2 separate regions of the Homo sapiens genome follow, and region 1 is linked to region 2. A link is a loop called in an ENCODE intact Hi-C map of the cell type or tissue named here. Cell type or tissue: natural killer cell. All regions are shown on one strand. Links, peaks and the distances in the headings refer to the core of each region. The heading gives the core; the rest is flanking DNA.

Region 1 (5,389 bases), core at 198-5,197, 580 kb before region 2:
GGAGGGCAATTAAATAATTTGTGCACATCAGACATGTAATACGCCTCTTTGTATCCTCACTGCCTAATTCAGTGTTCCCTCTGTATAATGGAGCTCTTTAAATGTCTGTTTTCATTAATGGAGGTGAGGAGGGCTCTGATCTGGTTTTCTTTATTGGCTCTGATGTTCTTCATTCAGACAATCCCTTCTTCTAACTACTGGATATGTAATTATGAGGTGCCATGCATGTTTACATGGGGAGTGGTGGGAGGATGGAGGGTGGTGAAATGGAGAGGAATGAAGCACTCTTCTTTTACTTCTTTTGCATGTCAGTCAGAGTGTAGAAGGGTCAATGCGTAGGAGCTCCTAGCATTAAGGATATGAGTGTATGTGTTTGTGAAAGTGTAATGAATACCAAATGTAGAGCAACAACAAAATGTCCAACTCTAAGAAAATCAGAATTTATTGCTACAGTGAAAGTTGTCCGGGAGGGCCAGTGAATTTTAGCTAGGCGTTTGGGCCAGAGTTTTATTCTCAAGAAACCAGGTCTGGGAATGGTTACTGCACCTCTGAGGCAATGCCTAGAGGCTTGTATGTGTCTCTCAGAAGTCATGGTGCTTGCTCACCCAAGATTTGCCTCAGGTTAGACCAATTATAATTTTTTTTTTCTGTTTCCACTGGCCGAGAAATGTCATTGTTGATAGAAAAACCCCTGTATGTTCCAGGCCATCATTTCTGGCAGTTCTTGGGTTTTCTTGGTGAAAGAGTCATGAACATGGTGAATCTCTCCATTATCCTTAGTTTGCCCATTGAGTTGCCAGACTGCCCCAGCATTTCCTCCTTGGAGCATTTCAGATAAGGGGCTATCTGTGTTCCCTCAGGTGAGGAGGCTAAGATGGTTTGATGTAATGATGTGGGGCTGCAGGTGATCTGTCTGCCTGCTTGGGGAAGAGTATGAAATAGTTTCTGAATTTTTCCCAGATCTATAGCACTAGCCATTCTGATAAGCTAATTCATACAAAGGTCAGCCTCGTGTGATGGGTAGAGCTTTGGATTTTGAATCGGAAGATTTGGGTTTGAGTGCTTGCTTGTATGTGATTACATACAAAACTGTGCATCGACTGACAACCTCTCTGAATCTTGCCTTTTTTGCTTAGTGACATAAGTACATTGATATCTCACTATTTCTACATGAGTTGTTTTGGGGATCAGTTGGATAATGAATGTGAATGGTAGGGGGCCATATGGAGGAAGGGATTTATAAAAAGTGCTGGGATATAGTTACAGGTCTAACCAACATGCCAGGTAATGTCTGCATTTTAATTAAGCTTTCTAAAGACCATACTCTTCCTTTATTGTCATGCTCAGATGAAACTCCATTTCAGGTCACTCTCAAGTAACATAGCTAAGAACTCAGGGCCTAAAATAACATGTGGCATAGAATAAGCAATCGAACATTGGTTGACTGGATGACAGAATGATTGGGTGTGTAATGGAATGTGATTAAGTATACACCTACTGGATATTGTGGGGAGGATTTATTTACTGGGCATAAAAAGGGTACCTATAGATACAGAATTTGGATGCCATAAAGAATAAACAAAGGAAGCTCTAGGTTGCTCAGTAGAGAGTTTTTTAAAATGCTGCATTGCTTATTACAGATTATAAATTCAGTATTGTCTCTAGTAATTTCAAAATAATTGAGTGTGTCAATTATTAAACTCTTGGTTGCCAGCTTCAATGATTAAACTCTTGGTTCCCAGCTTTCTTTCTTTTTTTTTTTTTTCTTTTTTTTTTTTTTTTGAGACAGTCTCGCTCTGTTGCCCAGGCTGGAGTGCAGTGGCGCAATCTCGGCTCACTGCAACCTCCGCCTCCTGGGTTCAAGCGATTCTCATGCCTCAGCCTCCCGAGTAGCTGGGACTACAGGCGTGTGCCACCACGCCCGGCTAATTTTTTTGTATTTTTAGTAGAGACGGAGTTTCACTGTGTTAGCCAGGATGGTCTCGATTTCCTGACCTCGTGATCCACCCGCCTCAGCCTCTCAAAATGCTGGGTTCTCAGCTTTCTATACTTGGGCTTTGGGGCTGGGACGCTGCAAATCACCTTTCTCCTTTACCAACTGCTCACTCGTTGACTCTGCCAGTAGAGGGTGCTAGAGGAAGGCTGGAGGAAGAGAAAGAAACATGACTCTTCTCATTGGCTTATTGTGCCTCTCAGATACCCCAGCAATGCTTCTTCACCTTGGCAGGGCCAGTTTGTTTCAGTGGCATCAGCTGAATCCAGTTAGTGGTTTCCCCAACAATTGCAGAATCAGCCTCACAGCAATGTTGCTCTCTGCCTAACCTGGGCCACCAGCTCCAGTGGCCAGTGCCTCTTTCTCAGAGGTGCCCTTCCTCAGAAGGGTCCTAGGCCCCACAAAATTTCTCCTCTAAGTGTCTAGGTTTCAATAATTCCAGCCTCTTCCCTTTGTTTCCCCAGTCCTAGGGATGGGAACTACATCCTGCACTTGCTACCTTTGTGATAAATTTCAGTGTTCTCCTTTTGCTGTTTCAGTTCCTCCAAATCTACTAACCATTCTTTATATGAAATTCTCTCTGTTAAAATAGCTAGCATGGAGACTTATGATTTCTGGTTTGGCACGTTAGAATCCTAGAAGTCACACTCCATCCTAACAAGTAAAAAGCTGAGCAAACTAAAAAAAAATTAACTCTTCTTAGATCCACAAGAGAAGTGAGGTCACTGGGAAAATTGTGCTTCCCAAACTGGAGACAGACAGGCAAATACACAGAATCACAACTTATAGGAGCAGAAACCCACTAGCAGAAACCTCTGTGGAACCACTGCCAATGTAGGAAAACTTGAATCATAATTGACCAATTGCTGGAGGCTTAGTGTGGACAAGCCTGATAGATAAAAACTCCAGGGACCAAGTTAGCAGGGTCCCCCATGCTTTTTTGAGTTTTGCTTCTTGGAGCTCTATCAGGTTCTCTCAGTGAATATGGGAGAAAAATCCCCTTTGGCTTCCAGCAGGGAGAGGAAAAAAAAGAATCATTTGAAATATACCAGAGCCTTCCATTCTTCTTAACAAGGTCTGCCTTCAGGAGAAACTATTTAATCAGGTAAAATATTTACCTGTTGTTTTTGTTGTTGTTGTTGTTATTTTTTTTGTTTTGTTTTGTTTTCCAGCGCCTTACTGACCTGGGGGAAGGGAAACATCCAACTCTAACTGCTTCTGGCCTTCCACGTGGGAGAAGGGAAATACCCACCTCCAGTTCACTCTAGCCATCCTGTTCCACATAAAGGGGAGAGAGGAATGCAGAGACGTGTGAAGTTCATAGTCCAGAGGCACAGGCTCACTAAATGACTGAACCTAGTCACAGGACTATAGCATGCTTCCCTTTCCCCCACACGATACTACCACCTTGCTAATGGCCTATTTACAGTAGTTCCTTTTACTCAGAACATCATGTCTGCCTACCAGGAAAAAGTTACAAGGCAAATAACACAGTTTGAAGAGACAGAGCAAGCATCAAAACCAGACTCAGATATGGCAGAGATGTCAGAATTATCAGACCAGAATTTAAAAACTATGGTTAATATGCTAAAAGCTCTAATGGATAAAGTAGACACCATGCAAGAACAGATGGGCAATGTAAGCAAGGAGATGGAAATTTCAAGCAGAACCAAAGAGAAATGCTAGAGATGAAAAACATTATAACAGAAATGAAGAATGTTTTTGATAGGCTTATTAGTATACTGTACACAACTAAGGAAAGAATCTCTGAGCTTGAAGATCAAAGAGATCTAAAACGAAAATCAAACTAAAACTAAAAATCAAAGAGAAAAAAGACAAAAAAAATCCCCAGTATATCCAATACCTGTGGGAAAATTACAAAAGGTGTGACATACATGTAATAAAAATACCAGAAGGAAAATAGAGAAAGGAATAGAAATATTTGGAATGATGATGATTGAGAATTATTCCAAAATTAATGCCAGACACCAAACTACAGATCTAGGAAGCTTAGAGAACATAGAGCAGAATAAGTGCAAAACAAAACGAAAACAAAAACCTCAAACAATTAAAAAACAACAACAACAACAAAAACCCCAAAACAATGCCTAGGCATATCATATTCAAACTACAAAAAATCAAAGATAAAGAATCCTGAAAGAAACCAGAGGCAAAAAAAAAAACTTACCTATAAAGGAACAAAGATTAGAATTACATACAACTTCTCAGAAACCAAGCAAGCAAGAAGAGAGTAAAGTGAAATATTTAAAGTTTTGAGCACGAACTCCCCGCCAACCTAGAATTCTGGACTCTGTAAAATTATACTTCAAAAGTGAAGGAGAAATAAATAATGTTTCAGACAAAAAAATTGAGGGCATTTGTTTCTAGTAGACTTGCCTTATAAGAAATGTTAAAGGAGTTCATTAGAGGGAAGGAAAACGATATGGGTAAAAAACTCAGATATACATAAAGAAAGGAGTCACATCAGAGAAAAAAACTATTTAAAGTAAAATCTTTTATTTTTCTTATTCTTAGCGGTTCTAACAGATAATAGCTCATTCAAAGTAATAATATCAACAATATATTCAATTATAAATACCTGCTTATCTTTCTTTTTTTTGAGACAGAGTCTCCCTCTGTCTCCCAGGCTGGAGTGCAGTGGTGCAATCTCAGCTTGCTACAACCTGTGCCTTCCAGGCTCAAGTGATTCTCGTGCCTCAGCCTCCCGAGTAGCTGAGATTACAGGCATGCACCACCACACCCAGCTAATTTTTGTATTTTTTGGTAAAAATGAGGTTTCACCATGTTGGCCAGGCTGGTCTTGAATTCCTGGCTTCAAGTGATCTACCCGCCTTGGCCTCCCAAAGTGCTGGGATTACAGGAATGAGCCAGTGTGCCCGGCCCCTATCTCTCATCTATAAAGAGAGTAGATTCTTATGAAGGTTTATGTATAAATGAAATGAATGACAGCAATAATACTAAGCACAGGAGGAAGGAATTAGGATTACTTTGTTATTATAAGATATTCACATTACCCGTGAAGTAGTATTGTGTTATTTGAAAGTGGGACTTGTATTAGTTGAAATGTATATTGTAAATTTAGGGCCACCACTAAAAAAAAAGTATAACTGATATACTAGGAAAGGACATAAAATGGAATAATAAAATACCCAACTAAAACTACTGAAGGTTTGGACAAAAAGTTGTGGTTAAAAAAAATAAAAACAAAAACCACGGAAGGCAGAAAAAGCATGAAAGGAAAAAATAAGAACAAGAAACAAGGGCAACAACATGGAAAATAGTATAAATATGGTAGATATTAATTCAGTGATATCAATAATCACTTTGAACATTAATGGTCCAAATGTCAATTAATGACAGAAGTTTTCAGAGGGG
Region 2 (5,389 bases), core at 298-5,297:
CTATCAGGAGCACAAGCAACTGCATTTGCTTTTAAAGCTGCAGTTTATATTTTTTGAATTTGGTTACTTGTATCTACTTTTAAATATGCTTGCCATTTATCCACATATGAAGTATATGTTGTACATAGGCTATAACTAAATTTATTTATTTATTTTTCAATTTTTGTTTTTTTTCTTTTTGAGACAGACTCTCACTGTTGTCCAGGCTAGAGTGCACTGGCATGATCTCAGCTCACTGCAACCTCTGCCTCCCAGGTTCCAGTGATTCTCATGCCTCAGCCTCCCAAGTAGTTGGGATTACAGGCGTGCGCTACCATGCCCAGCTAATTTTTTATGTTTTTAGTAGAGACTGGGTTTCACTATGTTGGCCAGGCTGGTCTCAAACTCCTGGCCTCAAGTAATCTGCTGGTCTCGACCTCCCAAAGTGCTGGGATTACAGACTTGAGCCACCATGCTTGGCCACTAAATCTATTAATTATATTCCCCTTCCATGTAAGATTCCATACTTATGTGCAAATTTCTTGTTATTGTGTGAAGAACACTTAACATGAGATCTGCCCTGTTAAAACTTTAGTTCATAGTATTTTTTTTATCTATAGGCACAACGCTTGTAGATCTCTAGAACTGCAGAGATTCTAGATTGTACAGCAGATCTCTAGAAATTATTCATCTCGTATAACTAAAACTTTATACTCATTGAATAACTACTTCCCGTTTACCCTTGCCCCAGATCCTGGCAGCCACCATTCTACTCTCTGTTTCTAGGAGCATGACTATTTTAGACACCTCATGTAAGAGAACTCATGCAATAAGGAGAGAATTGCATTTTATGGCACACGAACATAGATAAGCAAAAATCCTAGTAGTTGAAAATCATAAGAGCCAAAGCAATATTTAAAAAGAAAACACGGTGGCTCACACCATCCAACATTTTGGGAGGCCAAGGTGGGCAGATCACAAGATCAAGAGATCAAGACCATCCTGGCCAACATGGTGAAACCCTGTCTCTACTAAAAATACAAAAAAATTAGCTGGGCATGGTGGCACACCCCTGTAGTCCTAGCTACTCGGGAGGCTGAGGCAGGAGAATTGCTTTTGCTTGAAACCAGGAGGCGGAGGCTGCAGTGAGCCAAGATCGCGCCACTGCACTCCAGCCTAGGCAACAGAGTGAGACTCCGTGTCAAAAAAAAAAAAAGAAAGAAAACGTTAAAATCGGGATTTTTATAACCTAATTTTAAGACTAGCTATACTTGCAGTGAGCCGAGATCCCGCCACTGCACTCCAGCCTGGGCGACAGAGCGAGACTCCGTCTCAAAAAAAAAAAAAAAAAAAAAAAGACTAGCTATAAAACAACAGTATTGAGACAGTGTAGTATTGGTGGATGGACATGTGGATCCATAGAACAGAACAGAGTCTAGAAATAAATCCAGATATAGATAATTAATTTTTGACAAAGGTGCCAAGGAATTCAGTGGGACATTCTCTTAAACAAATGGTGCTGGAACAACTGAATATCTTCTTGGAAAAAACATGAACTCATTTATAGGCAGAAAGCAGTTCAGTGGTTTCTTGGTCACGGGGACAGAGGTTGGACTACAAAAGGGCAGGGAGAACCTTTTGGAGGTGATGGAAATATGCCGTAGCTTGATCGTGGTAATGATTTTGCAGGTGTACACAACTGTCAAAAGTCACTGGGTTTTAAAGAGTAATGCAGGGTTTTTGTACATAAGTTATATTTTTATGAAGTCGATTTTTAAAAATAGATATCCAGATATGACTAATTTTATTCTTTTATTATTTTCCATGGCAAGCATAAGATGACCTCATCCTCAAATTCTAGGGATATATCTTCAGGGGGGCCTGTTATTTAAAAAAATATGTTTCACCAATTCACTGGAATTTTAAAATTCCAAGTAACACAACCTTTATAATCAGAAGGACCAATTTCTCCATTAAATGACAGAATGGGAAACAAAATAATTGCTTTAAAATAATTAGTCCATTTGGCAGGATTCAAGAAATTTGAAAAGATGGTTAGTTACTATATAAGAAGGATTTGGTTGGCTTTTAATTTAAATCAGGACTGTTAGAACCTACAAGAGGATACCAAAGTGGTTTTAGCATCTACTTTTCCGAAGAAAAACGATAGCATTCAACATCCCATTGTTCATTCAGTTTTGCTATAAGACAAACTGAGATGATTTCTTGAGACCTGTTTTAGATCTATAGAATTAAACACAAGTAATATGAAGTAACTTATTTACTCTGGTAATATATTAAAACTTTTTATTTCTTTGATAAAGACTTCATTTTTTACACGAATGTGTAACTTTTTATAAGAAAACTTTAGTCTTGGGTTTTGTCTCCATCTAGTGGTCATGTTGGTCTTTTCCATTTACAGTCAGGCTTGGGTAAATGATGTATCGCCTATACTGACAGTGATCTCATAAGATTATAATGGAGCTAAAATTTCCTATCACCCAGTGATGTGGTAGCTGACATAATGTCATAGCACAACACATTACTCACATGTTCAAGGTGATGCTAAATGTAAACAAACCTACTGCACTGCCAGTCATGTTTACATACAACTACGTACAGTACACAACACTGGATAATGATAATAAACAACTATGTTACTGGTTTATGTATTTACTATAATATACTTCCTGTCATTATTTTAGGGTGTTCTTCTACTTATTAAAAAAAGTGAACTGTATAACAGTTTCAGGCAGGTCCTTCAGGGAGTATTCCAGAAGAAGGCATTATCATAGGAGATGACATAGGAATAACTCCATAATGTTATTGCCCCTGAACACCTCCCAGCAGGACAAGATGTGGAGGGGGAAGACAGTGATCGTGATGACCCTATTTTGGCCTTGACTAAGTATGTGTTTATGTCTTTGTTTTTAACAAAAAAGTTTAAAATTTAAAAATATATAAATAATGCATATTGAAAATACAAAAAAAGCTCATAGAATGAGGCTATAAAAATACTTTTGCATAGCTGTACAAGGTGTTTGCATTTTAAACTAAGTGTTATTACAAGATTTAAAATGTTTTTAAAAATTAAGTTTATAAAGTAAAAAAAGGACAGTAAGCTAAAGGTAATTTATTATTGAAGAAAGAAAAATATGTTTGCATAAATTTAGTGCAGCCTAAGTGAACAGTGTTGATAAAGTCTATAGTAGCGTTTGGTAATGTCTTAGGCCATCACATTTGCCCACCACTCACTCACTGACTCACTCAGAGCAACACCAAGTCCTTCAAGCTCCATTCATGAAGTACACACTCTACAGGTGTACCTTTTAAAGTCAACTATACCATATTTTTACCGTACCGTCTCTATGTTTAAATTTCTTAAGATACACAAATATTTCCCTTGTGTTACAATTGCCTACAGTATACAGTATAGTAACATGTTCTACAGGTTTGTAGCCTAGGAGCAATAGGCTATACCAAGTAGCCTAAGTGTGTAGTAGGCTGTGCCACCTAGCCACCTAGGTTTGTGTAAGTGCATTCTGATATTTGAACAACGATGAAATTGCCTAACAACACATTTCTCAAAACACACTCCCACCATTAAGCGACACATGACTGTAATTGAAATTTTAAAAGGATAACCCAACCATCCTGGATTTTTTTTCATTCTGTTTTTGTTGTTCATTTTCAGTTTTTTTTTTGGGTAAGGATTGAAAAACTTTTAAGTAGTATGCTTATTACCTGGGTGATGAAATAATTTGTACAGCAAACTCCTGCAACATGTAATTTTCCTATATAGCAAATGTACCCCTGAACCTAAAAAAAAGTTAAAAAGAGAAAAATGGAAACCACAGTGCATACCTAAAACAGTACCTTTTATACTTATTTGTGTCAGTAACTTCTTTCAAGAGAATATGCATTGGTATATAATTGAAGACACACATGTAACAATTGGAAACAAAAAAAATCAAAAGCCATTTAGAAAGAGAAAGAAGGAAATAAACCACCTAAGTCAATATAGTTATTAAAATTGATAAGATTATCTTTAAGGTTTTTGGTAATGAAGAAAAAAGAGGAAGACAGTAATTGCTTTTTTTGTTTTTTTTTTTTTGAGACAGGGTCTTGCTCTGTCATCAAGGCTAGAGTGCAGTGGTGCGATCATGACTCACTGCAGCCTTGAACTCCTGGACTCAACTGATCCTCCAGCCACTGCCTCCTGTGTAGCTAAGACTACAGTGCAAGCCACCACGCCGAGCTAATTTTTTAATTTTTCTTTTATTGAGAGAGTCTTGCTATGTTGACCAGGCTGGTTTTAAACTCCTGGCCTCAAGCGATCCTCCTGCCTTGGCCTCCAAAAGTGCTGGGATTATAGGTGTGAGCCACGGTGCCAGCCTTTTTTTATGTTTGTTTTGTGCATATTTTTTAATTTGATCAAATAAACCACATTTTTATGAGTAAAAATATTTTTAGACATTTTTTTCTAAATAAAATATTCTTAATTTTTGTATAATTTTATAGAACTATAGCATACACAAAGTAAAATTCAGAAATCTTGGTGAGTTCTTCAAAGTGAATAGGGTTATGTAACTATCACCCAGCTCAAGATCTAGAACATAATCAGCACCTCCAACAGCTACTTTGTGCTTCCACTCAGTGTTCCCTCAAAGGTAACTATAATCTAACTTTTATTTCCATCATTTAGTTTTGCCTACATAAATGTAATAACTTATTGTGTATATTTTTGCATTTGGTTTATTTCACTCAACATTACATCTATGAGATTTCTCCATTTCTGCATGTAGCAGGGTTTTGTTCTTTTTATTGATGTATTCCGTTATATGAATATGTAATAATTTATATATACATGATATTGTTAACTTTTGGGGGGATTTTGCATTGTTTCCACTTTGGGGATTTTATGAATAACGCTGCCATAAACATTCTAGTACATGGTTTTGGTGTACATACTATACATTTCAGTGCATATCTAGTAAAGCCTGCTGAGCCACAGGATATACTTATATTCCACTTTAGTAAAAACTGCCAAAACAGTTCTCCAAAGTAGTTCTACCAGTTTACACTCTTAGCAGCAGAAGTGAACGTTCCGATTGCTCCACACGCCCATGGCTCTTGTTACTGCCAGGTTTGTTGATTTTCATTTCATTTTTTTTTAATAGCCTTCCTAGTGGGCATGTAGTAATAGCTCATTGTAGTTTTAATTTGCATATTCCTGGTGACTAATGATGTGAAGCAATGTTTTTATGTGTGATGACTGACCACTTGGATCTTCTCTTTCATGAAGTGCTTCATCTTTCTCCATTTTCTTTCTGGGATGTGTGCACGTTTCCTATTTTTAGAAGTTCTTTATATATTCTGGATCCTAGTTATTTTTTGGATATATGCTCTC

What was found. A loop is a pair of places that touch in the nucleus more often than their neighbours do. Peaks named below come from ENCODE experiments on the same cell type or tissue, not always from the same donor. Only the 100,000 strongest peaks of a DNase experiment are listed, where the experiment ranks them.
Region 1: it touches region 2 in a loop (5-fold over the local background); 17 of 110 quality-filtered maps call a loop at or near these places.

Annotation. Positions count from the first base shown.
Region 1 is chr11:93,919,760-93,925,148 of GRCh38, forward strand. It overlaps the pseudogene LOC101060084. Among named protein-coding and RNA genes, the nearest start is that of VSTM5, 72 kb to the left of the region's middle. In natural killer cell, for the core only: no CTCF peak of the experiment used is centred there; a DNase peak (open chromatin) is centred at 2,132.
Region 2 is chr11:94,502,514-94,507,902 of GRCh38, forward strand. It overlaps a transcript of MRE11 not described here. Among named protein-coding and RNA genes, the nearest start is that of C11orf97, 7.3 kb to the right of the region's middle. In natural killer cell, for the core only: CTCF peaks have their summits at 2,373 (motif pointing left) and 2,572; a DNase peak (open chromatin) is centred at 2,388.